Regions from separate parts of the Homo sapiens genome. Here region 2 is linked to region 1. Evidence: read pairs that join two places in POLR2A ChIA-PET (ENCODE). Cell type or tissue: endothelial cell of umbilical vein. All regions are shown on one strand. Each heading gives the region's core, and the rest is flanking DNA. Links, peaks and the distances in the headings are about the cores only.

What was found. Peaks named below come from ENCODE experiments on the same cell type or tissue, not always from the same donor. Only the 100,000 strongest peaks of a DNase experiment are listed, where the experiment ranks them.
Region 2: POLR2A ChIA-PET joins it to region 1 with 5 read pairs; 2 of 35 experiments call an interaction of 5 or more read pairs at or near these places.

What each region holds. Positions count from the first base shown.
Region 1 is chr6:144,219,793-144,226,630 of GRCh38, forward strand. No RefSeq gene overlaps it. Among named protein-coding and RNA genes, the nearest start is that of TRL-TAA1-1, 6.7 kb to the left of the region's middle. In endothelial cell of umbilical vein, for the core only: no CTCF peak of the experiment used is centred there; no DNase peak of the experiment used is centred there.
Region 2 is chr6:144,373,650-144,380,487 of GRCh38, forward strand. All of the region lies in intron 2 of UTRN (utrophin), which reads left to right. Among named protein-coding and RNA genes, the nearest start is that of SNORA98, 29 kb to the right of the region's middle. In endothelial cell of umbilical vein, for the core only: no CTCF peak of the experiment used is centred there; DNase peaks (open chromatin) are centred at 4,152 and 4,942; H3K27ac peaks cover 784 bases.

The DNA.
Region 1 (6,838 bases), core at 1,530-5,529:
ATGAATCTCACCCATATGTTAATTGTTCAAGTGGGATAAATGGTAATGCTCCATGTTTTAATAAGTCTGTTTAGTTCAAAGATATTGTGTAAGAGGCAGAGAACATAATCCCAGGTGCCTTGCATCGCCTCATTACTCTGCTACTGGATAAAGGGTGATTGCGAACCAGCCCAGCCTATGTTTCATTTTCATCAAAATAGATTTTGATGCCTCTGAACCATTTATCAGACTGCCTGGCAGAGAAGAATGATTCTTTTGTTGTTTATTATATCATTTGAGAAGAAAATAACATTGAGGCAGAATCCCAGGTTGTAGATTAGTATGTGGCAAAGGCCAAACTCAATATTAAGGGCTCTGAAGCAAAAAGTGGATGTCCCAGTGTGAACAGGCTGCATTGGGCAGTGACAACCTCTGACTGTGGAATGTAAGCCAGCCAGGGCCAGAACTGTCTCATTAGCCACACCAGTCAAGGGTCGGCAGTGGGTCCTTACAGAACTGAAATGAAAACTTCGTCCAGCAGAGTGTCTCCAGTACATTACATGCACTCAACAAATACCTGCTGAATAAGTGAACTACCCTGAAATCCATTGAGTATTCATAATTCATTTTGTGTGTTGTACACATATTAATCCTTATTCAGGGTATGTGTTTTAAAATGTACTGTGGATTTATTTTAATCAGGAACAGTAGGACAGGACACAAAAATGACTGTCATGAAGGAAGCAATTCTTATGTTGCAGATTCCTAGACACAGGAGTCACACCACACCATGCAGGGCCAAATGGGGAAGGAGTGGGATCAGTCAGTGGCAGAAAGATTGAAGGGAAAGCATGAGTGACAACCTTTATTGTGGGTACCAAAAAAAAAAAATAGAATGAATAAGACATACTATTCGATCACACCACAGAGTGACTATTTTCAATAACAACTTCATTAAACATTTTAAAATAAACAGTGTGGCTGGGCGCAGCTGGTCATGCGTGTAATTCCAGCACTTTGGGAGGCCGAAGTAGTTGGATCACTTGAGGCCAGGGATTCGAGACCAGCCTGTGCAACATGGTAAAATCCTATCTCTATGAAAAATACAAAAATTAGCCAGGTATGGTGGTGTGCGCCTGTAGTCCCAGCTACTCGGGAGGCCGAGGTGGGAGGATAACTTGAGCCCAGGAGGCCAAGGCTGCAGTAAGCCGTGATCACACCACTGCATTACAGCCTGGGTGACAGAGCAACACCCTTTCTCAAAAATAAAGTAAAATAAAAAATAAAATATAATAAAACTAAGAGTGTAATTGGATTGTTTGTAACACAAAGGACAAATGCTTGAGGGCATGGATACCCTCTTCTCCATGATGTGATTATTTCACATTGTATGCCTGTATCGAAACATCTCATGTACCCACAGACATATACAGCTTCTATGCACCCATAAAATTTTTTTAAAATAAGAATGAAAAAACAGTAAGATTTTTACAAACAGCCTTTATTGTGGCTTTTGCAGGAAAAAAGGGGGCAAGAAAGGGTAAGCATGCTTAAGATTGGCTGGTTTGAGTAATTTCAGCAGGCTCTGAGGTGTAAGGGCTATTCTGAGTTGTCTCCTGTCTCTAGGAATTAGCTGACCTTGGGAGGGACAATCTCTGCCCAATCAGTAAGACCCCAGATGCCAGAGCATTAAAAATACAGAACATTTAAAAATGTAGTTAATACACTGTGGGTTCAGGCATTCTCATACTTCTTTTACTTCTTTTCCCTCTCTTCTTCTTTGTTCAGCTAGGGTGGACCTTACTAATCAAGATTCAGAAGTCAGCCGGGAGCAGTGGCTCACACCTGACATACTAGCACTTTGGGAGGCCGAGGCAGGCGGATAGCTTGCACCCAGGAGTTGAGACCAGCCTAGGCAATATGGCAAAACCCCATCCCTACGAAAAATACAAAAATTAGCTGGGTGTGGTGGCGCATGCCTGTAGTCCTAGCTACTCAGGAGGCTGCGTGAGAGGATTGCAGCGAGAGGATTGCCTGAGCCCAGGAGGTCGAGGCTCGCAGTGAGGCGAGATGGCGCCACTGCACTCCAGCCTGATGAAAGAGTGAGGCTCTGTTTAAAAAAAAAAAAAAAAAAAAGCATTCAGAAGCCCAAAGAGGCAACACTTAAGTAGTTTTTGAGTCATTGAGTCATTTCTATCTGGGTAGGCTAGACAATACACTTGTGCAATTCAAGTTCTAAGTTTATCTTTGGGTTTAGGTTGTATTTTCAGCCATTTTGTTCACTGCCATAGCATGGTAAGGTTGGCAGTTACTGAATAAGGTAACTTTTTTAAGTTGCATGGATAAGATGGATTATTTAAAAGAGTGTTGAATATTTGCCTCAATTCCACAATTTAATGTATATATAAACACAGAATTGTGTGTGTTTGTGAAATACACAGCATAGGTCCTATGAGGCAACACAAGAACTGTGATTAGGAGTCTGCCAGTTCAATTTTTAATCCTAGCTGCAACCCTTGGTAGCTATGTGACTTTAGACTGGCTATTCAGTTTCTCCAAGTCCCTGTTTTCTCGCCTATGAGATGGAGTTGACAATAATAGTACCCACCAAACAATTCATTGTAAGAGATAAACGTAAAGTTGAAAAAATGCTTAGAAAGTGCCTGGCATATAAAATGATCAATAGATGAACCTATTGTTATACTTTAGTGATTCTCATAAAGTGTATATATGGATTGACTGTGAGATCAGTTTTGCTATAAAGGCAAAAGTTGCTCATGGAATTGATTCTGTTGGATGTACATTGTGTGTGTAAACTAAAAATAAAATTCTAAGTCCCCACTGACTAAACAGACCTCCTCTTAACCAAGGGGGACCCCAGAGTAACCTTGAAAACTAAGTTGTCACTCATGGTGAGGTGAGAGGTCAGACATGCCTCCTTATATCCTCTCCCTCACTAACCAGGATCAGGCTTTCTTCCCTAAGGCCTAAACAGAAACCAGCCCTTTCAAAAGACTCCACCACTGACATCAACCAACTGCCTGACACTGCCCCTCCTTTTTTGCCTAATAAGAGACTACCAAGCATGGAGTGGTTCTTGTCAGTCTGTGGAGGAGGTACTGTAAAGGTTTTTGTGTCCTCTGCTTCACCCTTTTTTTTCCTCTGAGACAAAGAGCCTCACTCTGTTGCCCAGGCTAGGGTGCAGTGGCGTGATCATAGCTCATTGCAGCCTCAAACTCCTGGGCTCAAGCAATCCTCCCACCTTGGCCTCCAGAGTAGCTGGGATGACAGGCTCAAGCCACCATGCCCAACTAACTTTTTCTTATTTTTCATAGAGACAGAGTCTCACTATGTTGCCCAGGCTGGTATCAAAATCTTGGCTCAAGGGATCCTCCTGCTTTGGCTTCCCAATGTGCTGAAATTACAGGCATGAGCCACCCCATCTGGCCTCTGCTTCATCTTTTGACATCAGAGGGCTGAAAACTGCATTCTGGGATCATGCTAACACCGCCATTTTTTGTACCTGGGACTCATGAAGGGGCATGAAGCTCAAATGCTCACGCACATGTTTCTCCTTTCATAAGTATGCATGAGTCCTCCTCTGGCTTATTAAATATGTATTATATATTTACCATCCTGCCCAGCATAAATTCCTATTCCCTTTGCCCCTTCCTCAAAGTGTCTGTTTCTGGCTTCTGGCCAGAGGCTATATTTCCTCGCCTGTCATAATGGCCATCCTGCAGGCTGGAACTCTTTATGAGAAATAAAGCTCTCCTTTCCAAATTTAAGAACCTCATCATTCTTCAGTTGACAATTGTATTTGCCACAGCAATTGCAGGAGAGTAGAATGAGATCATCAGCAACAGATATAATTTTTAAAAGAGAGAAAATTGGGAGAGGGACATAGATTGCATTCTTCTGACTTATTAAACTTTTTTCATGTAAAAGTTTTGAAATGTCTAATTTTTCATCATCAACAGCCTCTTCTTAAAGAAAAGTCTGGGTAATTCCCTGAATAATTTCTGAAATAGCAGAGTTCTAAACTCTAACTTTTCAAATGCACAATAAGAGAACTTATTGTTTCTCCCTGTGTATCACACCCACTGGGTTAGTCACAAATAGCTATATTAAGGATGTTTTTCACATTTTTTAAACACTAGCAATTTGGACCCACCCAGTTCAGCTTTTTAAATGCAACCTGACTTAAAAAAAATTGTTTTTAATCCCACATAAGAAAAATAAGAAACCCGTAACACTCGGAAGATGTGCAAAATAATATATGATATCCTGCTTTTAAGAGCAGCAAAAGTGCACCAGAGAGTATAAAGTGGAATTGAAGTCTATTATTATAAAGCTCTTTTACTGTGATTCAGTGTAATGCCTAATTCCATTAGTGCTCTACAAAGAACAACATGCACAAATGTACTCTTTTAGCTGCAGATAACAAATGAAGTTTTAAAGTGGCCTAACGAGTTAAAGTGACCTCAACATTATATTAATTGAGTCAATTAGTCAATTTCTTTCTTTCTTTTTTTTTTTTTTTTCTTTGAGACTGAGTCTTGCTCTTTCGCCCAGACTGGAGTGCAATGGCGCGATCTCAGCTCACTGCAAGCTCTGCCTCCCGGGTTCACGCCATTCTCCTGCCTCAGCCTCCCTAGTAGCTGGGACTACAGGCGCCTGCCACCATGCCCGGCTAATTTTTTGTATTTTTTTAGTAGAGACGGGGTTTCACCGTATTGGCCAGGATGGTCTCGATATCCTGACCTCGTGATCCGCCCGCCTCGGCCTCCCAAAGTGCTGGGATTACAGGTGTGAGCTACCGCGCCCGGCCCAATTAGTCAATTTCTTTAGTCTCCTGTGAATGGCCCTCAGATGAAAGTAAAATGAGGATGAACTTGGGTAAGTCTGGGTGGAGAAGCCGGCTTGGGTGGATTTGGGGTAAAAAGTGTTTTCCCCACTGAATTTCTCTATTCTGCTTCTATATCTCAGCACTGTGAGCCAGCCTAAAGTCTCCTTCCAGAACACATAGCTTACTGCTGCCATTTACCCACTTTTTTCAAAATGTGTAGGAAAGTCTTGTAGAGAGATACAAGCACTGAAAGCTGGCAACCTCTAGTTCCAACTAGGCAATTCATTAACTCAATAAGTATTTTGAAAGTGGCCAGAATGGCCACACTCACCTATGCTGGGAGCTGGGATATAGCAATGAATAAGAAAGACAAGGTTCTGCCTTCATGGTGTTAAACAACTAAAATCATACAATTGATTATTTCATAGTTATTTTGTGGATCTCCCCTTGAACTGTGGGGTACAGTTCAGAGCAGTAGAGAAGAAGCAGAAGCTGTTCACAGAAGTGATAGAATGTGAATGAGGGACAACCAGTAGTATTTGCCTATCACTGGGAGACAGCCTGCATTCAGCCAAGGGAGAGGGAGAAGGAGGAGGAAGCAGAGAGAAGGAAGAGGGAGAGGAAGAGGGGGAGAAGAGAGAGAGAAAGAGGAAAAGAAAGAAAGAATAAAAAAAAGAGCCAGGTGCAATGGTTCACACCTATAATCCCAACATTTTGGGAGGCTGAGGCAGGCTGATCACGAGGTCAAGAGATTGAGACTATCCTGGCCAACATGGTGAAATCCTGTCTCTACTAAAAATACAAAAATCAGCTGGGCATGGTGGCGTGTATCCGTAGTCCCAGCTACTTGGGAGGCTAAGGCAGGAGAATCGCTTGAACCCTGGAGGCGGAGGTTGCAGAGAGCCGAGATCACACCATTGCACTACAGCCTGGTGACAGAGTGAGACTCCGTCTCCAAAAAAAACAAGGAAGGAAGGAGAGAAGGGGAAAAGGAAAGAGAAGAAAAAAGGAAGAAGGTAGAAAGAAGGGGAAGAGGAAGGAAGGAAGTGGGGAGTGCCCCTCCCAAACCTCACTTGAATTTCTGGATCACATTGTTGTAGAATCAACACCATCCTTGCATTTCCAATTTAAGACAGTAAGTTCCTCTCGTGTATAGATAGATAGTAGTTTGTATTGGTTTCTGTTATTTGCAGCTGAAAGGGTCCTGGCTAACTAATATACCTTTTAAAGTATTGATATATATTTGAGTATCTTCATCAAAGGAGTAAAAAAAATTGCAGTGTTTCAGAAGGGAAACAGGTAATGGCTACATGAGATTTAATCATGGGCTTGTTGAATGTAAGAGTTGGAAGGGATTTACTTGAACAAATCTTCCAATAAAGCAGAAATAACCCACTGATCACTTCCGACAGTGGCAAAGTAGTCTCTAAATCAGCGGTTCTTAATAGTGGTGGCACTGGCCCTGGGAGACATTTGGGGAAGTATGGGAGCACTTTTGGCTTGTCTTGGCTTGTGGGGGCTTCTGCCATGAGGGACAGCCAGGGCTGCTAGGCATGCTGCAATATCTGGGAGTCCCACACAATAACTAATCGTCCTTCATCCTGCAAGACTTTTGAATGTTCAACAGGATGTTCCCGTGGGTTAAAGGGCTGTTTATCTGGACCCACAGACTAACTCTGCATTTCATATTAAGCACAAAATATTTTTGCAAGCTTTCATTATACAGTTAGTTTTGCAAGTACTACAGCTACCATGTAACTTAAGGGAAAATTGTACTTTGTTTTACTCAGAATTTCATCAAGAGTTAGTTCCTGGCTGAGCGCAGTGGCTCATGCCTGTAATCCCAGCACTTTGGGAGGCCCAGGTGGGCAGATCACATGAGGTTGGGAGTTCAAGACCAACCTGGCCAACATGGTGAAAGTTGGTCTCTACTAAAACAAAAATTAGCTTAGTGTGGTGGTGCACGCCTGTAGTCCCAGCTATGCAGGAGGCTGAGGCAGGACAATCACT
Region 2 (6,838 bases), core at 1,851-5,850, 150 kb after region 1:
ATCCGGATGGATTTTATGGCGTGTGAATTACATCCCAATGACAAAAAATAGGATAATAGCTGGGAGGTGGTACCATGCCCCTAACATGGTAAGCACTCTATGTGTTAGTTATTTCTGCTGCTGCTGTCATCATTTTCATTGTTACTACAAAATCAATTCCATTCATTATTCCTAAAAATATCAATTTCTTATGGTTATATTATTTCTAGTTCTTTTCTTCAAATTACACAAATATTAGCCACTCAGTGCTTGCAGAATATTTTCAAAGGTCTGCATTTGTGAACAGGTCCTGGGATGGAGAGCCTTTGAATTACCGTGGGTGTATGTGTTATCCATTTGCTTACACTGCATCTTCTTACTATAAAATAAAGTACTTCTTGGCAGATCATATGGCATTTATAGATTTTTCTTCTTACTTTCTTTTATTTGATTTATATAATTGGGTACTCTCAACTCCCGTGATGGAGAGAAAGCAAAGAAACCAAGAATAGGATAACGCTATGGAATGCCTCAATCTTCTTTTAGTTTTTTATTTTTGGTTGAATAATTTTAGTTTAGTTCATGGAATAAGGTAAATATTTTACATTTGTTAATAACTCCATACTTTGTTCTAGGTTCAGTGGCTTACAAAAATATGTATAACAAAACAAAATTAAAAAATGAATCAGTAGAGACAAAAAGAGCATGGATGTTAAAATGTAACTAAAAGATGCCCTGCACGGTGGCTCACTCCTGTAATCCCAGCACTTTGGGAGGCCAAGGCGGGCGGATAACTTGAGGTCAGGAGTTTGAGACCAGCCTGGCCAATATGGTGAAACCCCATCTCTACTAAAAACACAATTTTTTTTTTTTTTAGGTGGAGTCTCACTCTGTCACCAGGCTGGAGTGCAGTGGCGTGATCTCGGCTCATTGCAACCTCCGCCTCCCGGGCTCAAGTGATTCTCTTGCCTCAGCTCCCAGAGTAGCTGGGACTGCAGGCACGTGCCACCACACCCAGCTAATTTTTGTATTTTTAGTAGAGATGAGGTTTCACCATGTTGGTCAGGCTGGTCTTAATCTCCTGACCTCGGGATCCGCCCGCCCCTGCCTCCCAAAGTGCTGGGATTACAGTTGTGAGCTACCGCGCCCAGCCTTAAAAATACAAAAATTAACTGGGTGTGGTGGCCTGCGCCTGTAATCCCAGGTACTTGGGTGACTGAGGCAGGAGAATCACTTGAACCTGGGAGGCGGAGGTTGCAGTGAGCTGAGATTGTGCCTCTGCACTCCAGCCTGGGTGACAGAGTGAGACTCCATCTCAAAAAAAAAAAAAAAAAAAGTAACTAAAAGGAAATACTTAAAAAATACTGGAATTCCTCAATCTTGATGAACTATCCTTTCCATGTTTTCTCCCATAGTTAAACAAGGAGTTTTTACTTCTTTTGGGCAGTAGCTACATAGTATGAGACTTCTAGTAGTGCACTATGCTAACATCATCACACTTGAATGTTTTTTGAAAATATTTTACGTAAAATACATGTCCCAGATGGACTCTATTCTTTAGTTGGTTATCTAGAATTAACATTTGGATTATGTTTGCTAAATGCGTCAGCCATATCCTAAGCGCTGTGATCCTTTTAGAACTATTAACAGATGAGACTGGGGGGCATTTTATGGTTATAAGAGCTAAATGATATTTATGCAAGTGTGTAAACATTAATAACTCAGCGTTTATAAGCATGTTAGAATATTTGATTATGGCTAGGGAAATGCATATTAGCTATCTAGCACAGATCTAAAAGTGATCTGGGCTATACCTTTCATTTCTGGATTTCTTTCCTTAAGCTTAAAGGGTGTTCTAATTTCATTATTATCAATCTCAAGATCATTTCACAGTTTCCTGGTGGTTGGGTGTCATGGTGACTTTTTGTTTTCCAGGCTCTTTGTTTGGATATGTGGCCTTGTTTGAGTTGTCTTTGATTGCTATATATCTGTACCCTTGTTTGCTTTTGCCTGGCTACTGATTCTCAGTGTTTCACTTTGACCTTTGATAAAGCTGTGACTCTGATTCATTTTTAGGGGGGATTCACCTCGTTGGTGGAATCTAGCCTTGCCCTGCCAGGCGGCTGCCTGGGTGTTGCTTGCTGGTTGGAATGTATCCATTGAAGGCCTTAGATGTTGGAGTCCTTGCTTCCTAGCTCCACCTCTTTGTTTCAGGGCACCACTCTTCTGGTCTAGTGCACAGCCTGGTCTCTGTCAATCAGCACGTTCTGCCTGGCGTTTTATGGCATGTTTTCTTCCCCCCCACATAGGGTAGCAGCCTTTTTATAAGTTGTAATGGGTTTTTGATACCCACTGTCATTTTTCTTTTCTTTTTTTTGAGACAGGGTTTCACTCTGTCACCCAGGCTGAATGCAGTGGCACGATCACAGCTTCCTGCAGTCTTGAACTCTGGGACTCAGGCAGTCCTCCCACCTCATCCTCCCAAGTAGCTGGGACTACAGGTGTGCACCACTATTCCCAGTTGCTTTTTTTAAAAAAGTTTTTTGGGTCGGGCCGGGTGGCTCACGCCTGTAATCCCAGCACTTTGGGAGGCCGAGGTGGGTAGATCACGAGGTCAGGAGTTCGATACCAGCCTGGCCAACATGGTGAAACCTGGTGTCTACTAAAAATATAACAATTAGCTGGGTGTGGTGGCGTGTGCCTGTAATCCCAGCTACTCAGGAGGCTGAGGCAGGAGAATCGCTTGAACTCGGGAGGCGTGAGTTGCAGTGAACTGAGATCATGCCACTGCACTCCAGCCTGGTGACAGAGCGACACTCTGTCTCAAAAAAAAAAAAAAAGTTTTTTGTAGAGACAGAGGCCTCACTATGTTGCCCAGGCTGATCTTGAACTCCTGGACTCAAGCAATCCGCCCTCCTCGGCCTCCCAAAGTGCTGGGATTATAGGTGTGAGCTACCATGCCCAGGCTTCCCAGTGTCATTCTGATTTGAATTTTTCTAGAAAGATTTCTAGAATTTTTCTAGAATGATTATTGTATCCTAAACATTTATAGCATTATGTTCTTTACTTTTTATTGCTTAGAAAAAAATAGTTTAGTTACTACTGGTAATTTGCAAATTAAAGAATTATGTATAAAATTGCTATAGGTGCCTGTGGTTAAATTCTTTTACCAAGATTTCACTTCTAGAGAACTGAAGAATTTACCAAAGTAAAAATGGTCTAACTTTATTACTTGGTTTATAGAAATGAATAAATCATAGTTAATAGTACAGTATATTAATAATACTGTGCTCTAAGCTACAGATTAGAAAAATATGCACCCTGTTTGTCACAATAAATGGAGTGACCAAAGCTATAGTATTTCAAATCTGTGACTATTATATATTTTTCTATACCAAGTCACTTCTTTTTTTGTTTGTTTGTTTTTGGGACAGAGTCTTGCTCTGTCACCCAGGCTGGAGTGCAATGGTGTGATCTCAGCTCACTGCAACCTCTACCTTCTGGGTTCAAGTGATTCTCGTGCCTCAGCCTCCCCAGTAGCTGAGATTACAAGCGTGCACCACCACACCTGGCTAATTTTTGTATTTCAATAGAGAAAGGGTTTCATCATGTTGGCCAGGCTGGTCTTGACCTCCTGGCCTCAAGTGATCTACCTGCCTCAGCCTCCCAAAGTGCTGGGATTACAGGTGTGAGCCACGGTGCCCGGCCTGTACCAAGTAACATTTCTTTCTGTGTGCAGGAATATACATGTGCTTGTTACAGAGTTGAGTTTATCATATTCTATCACCATGTATTTCCCATAAATCTATTAAGTTAAAATCTGTGCCACTTATCAAAGTTTGGAGTGATTACATATATATACATAACCCTATATGATCTTTGAATTCAGAGCCTTGATGCTAGCCTGAGAGTCTGTGTGTATGAATGCAGGTGGCAAGAGTGAGGCATGGATTGTTGCTATTTTTTCTACCGGAGTGCCATTATTAACAGTTTCTTTTCTGTATAGTCACTGTGAACACTGTTGTGGGGCTGCTCCCTGTGTGTGGCTCTGCCTCAGAACCCACAGAGTCGGCTGGCTCCCAGACCTACTCTGTCTCTGGTTACAAGTCAGTGTCTTATTTACTGGAAGTTAAAAGACAGGGCACTGTTGATTTACACTGTGCTTCAGCATGCCCTTATTAGTATTTCTTGGTTCTTCCATCAGTGAGTCTCTGATTTCTTCACCAAAAAATAATCTTGCAGAGAGTCATGATCAACCCTGTTTTTATAAAACACTGAGCTTTGGAAAGGGAAATGATTACTCATCACAACTCTAAACACTAGGATAAAATGTTCCCATTTAGATCAATCAGGGGCCAATTTAATTTTCTAATGAACTTTAGAATTGCTTTTGTGGTCTGCCTTTAGGGACTATTATTATACCAGCTTTTCTTCTTTTTAATGTTTCTAGAAGTCAATTTTCATCTTTGCCAAGAATTAAAGGATCCTTAAACATGTGGAAAAGATGAGAAAAACAGTCAGTGGATCATCTTGATGATGATGGTCTTGCAATTTTGCAGAAGGTTGAAAAGGCAATACATATAACAGATTCATGTTCTTTCTATTGAAATGGACAAGTTAGAGGTCTAGATTGAATACACTCTGTGTTTAGACTTAATAAACACTTTCAATAAGCTTATTCAATATTTTTTAAATTGACAACCTGTATTGGGAACTGCATATACTATAGAGATCAAAGTTGACATTTCTTGCCCTCTTGGGCTTACCCAAAACAATATGTAATCAAATTAAGATAAGTACTGGGTGCACAAGGAAGGAAAACAGGTTGCCTTTAGAGACTGGAGGAGTCGTCCAGAAGTCCGCTCTGAAGAGAAGATGTTTAAAATTAAACCTGCAATGTTCGTCTGAATTAAGCAGGTTGAGAACAGGGTGAAGGAGGCAGGCATAGCAGCATGAACCAATATCCCGAGGCAGGAAAGGGCTGGGTTTGTCAGAGTAACATGAAGGTCAGTGTGCTGGAGCAAACTGAGGAGGGTGAGTGTTTCAAGACAAGGCTTGGCATAGGAGTGGTCAGATGATTCAGGGCCATATGAACCATGTTAATTTAGTTGTTCCAAAGTTCAGAGAGTTGATTAGAAGGAATAAGAAGAGAATTTAGGAGACAGTGTCAGAAGGTTATTGGCTTTAGGCTGGAGGCAAGAGATGACAGTAGCTTGGACTGGGGGTTGACAGTGGAACTGAAGAGATGTGGATGGACTCAAGCTGTATTTAGGAATTAGAACCAACAAAAGTTGATAGAAGGGTTAGATTGTGGTATTAGAAGAAAGGATTCATTTCAGCATCCTGGCATGAACCAGTGAATGGATGAAAGTGCTTTTCCGTAGTTGGGAAAGACTAGAGGCAGAATAGATTTGAGAGAGAAGCAACAGTTCAGTTTTTTGATGGGTTAAGGTTGAAATGAGTCTGTGAGCTATCTCAGTGGAGATGTCAAGTAGGTGGTTAGTTACATAGTATGTGTTTATCTCTTGCTGCATAATAAATTATTATGAAACTTAGCAGCAAATCTATATTAGTTATCTATTGCTCTGTAACAAGTCACCCCAACATTGGTGCTTTAAAACAGCAAATATTTATTATCTCATGCAGTTTCCTTGGCCAGGAATTTTGAAGTGGTTTAGCTAGGTGATTCCAGTCCAGGGTCTGTCATGAGATTGCACTCAAGATGCTGGCCAGGGTTGCCATCATCTGAAGCTTGACCGAGGCTAGAGGATCTGATTCCAAGATGGCTTATGTACATGGCTTTTGGCAGAAGGTCTCAGTTCCCTGCTGGTTCTCGGTCGAAGGCCACAGTTTCTCGCCACGTGGGCCTCTCTCTAGGGTGCTTGAGTGTCTTCATGACATGGCTGTGAGCTTCTCTTAGAGTGAGAGAGATATGAAAGAATGCAAAGGGGAAGCTGTAATACTTTTAGTCTCAAAAGTCCGACTCATCACTTCTGCCATATTCTATTCAGTAGAAGTGAGTCACCAATTTCAGCCCATACTCAGTGGGTGGGGAATTAAGCCCCCCGCTTGAATAGACAGCCACCAAATAATTTCTGAATGTATTTTAAAACCACCACACATGATTTTGTAATTGAGAAGAAAGGTTTGGGCTGGAAATAAGACATTAGGAGTTTTGCACATAGATGCTGTGGAGTGAGTAGATGCGTGACCACTTAGTAAAAGTGTGAAGAGGTCCAAGACTGATCCTTTAGGAAATCTAACTTGTAGAGGATCTGCTGTGGAGGAGTGGAGGAGAAGGAAGAAATGGAATCTGGGAAGATGAGAAGAATTTTTCAGGCAGGGAGTGTTCTATTCTGTGGAAGCCTACTGGAATGTGTATTTGACTTTCATTTTTAAGAATTTATTCTCTGAATGAATGAAGAATGAATAAATAAATGTCATGTATATGTTCAAAATTTTAATTCTAAGTATGATTGTTATTGAAATGCTTATAAAATTAAGAATGGAAATCAGCATTAGGAATGCATAATAACAGAGTGGGAGATATTGGTAAAAAATTATTTAATGTCCAGACAATAAAATACCTATGAAGCTTTAAAATGACATTATTAAAGAATGTGCACTGTAATAAAAACAGATTTATAAAGTATTTTAAATAAATATAAAATACTATGTAAGGAAGAAGCAGACAAAAATGTCTAGGAGGATGTATATAAACCTGTTAATACTGGTTATCTCTGGGCAGAGGGAAAATGGGTGGTTTAAGTTTCCTTCCTTTGGTTTGTCTAAATCTTCCTTAATAAATGGAAATTGCTTTTGTAATAAAATGTTTGAAAATATCCCCTCCCAAAATAAA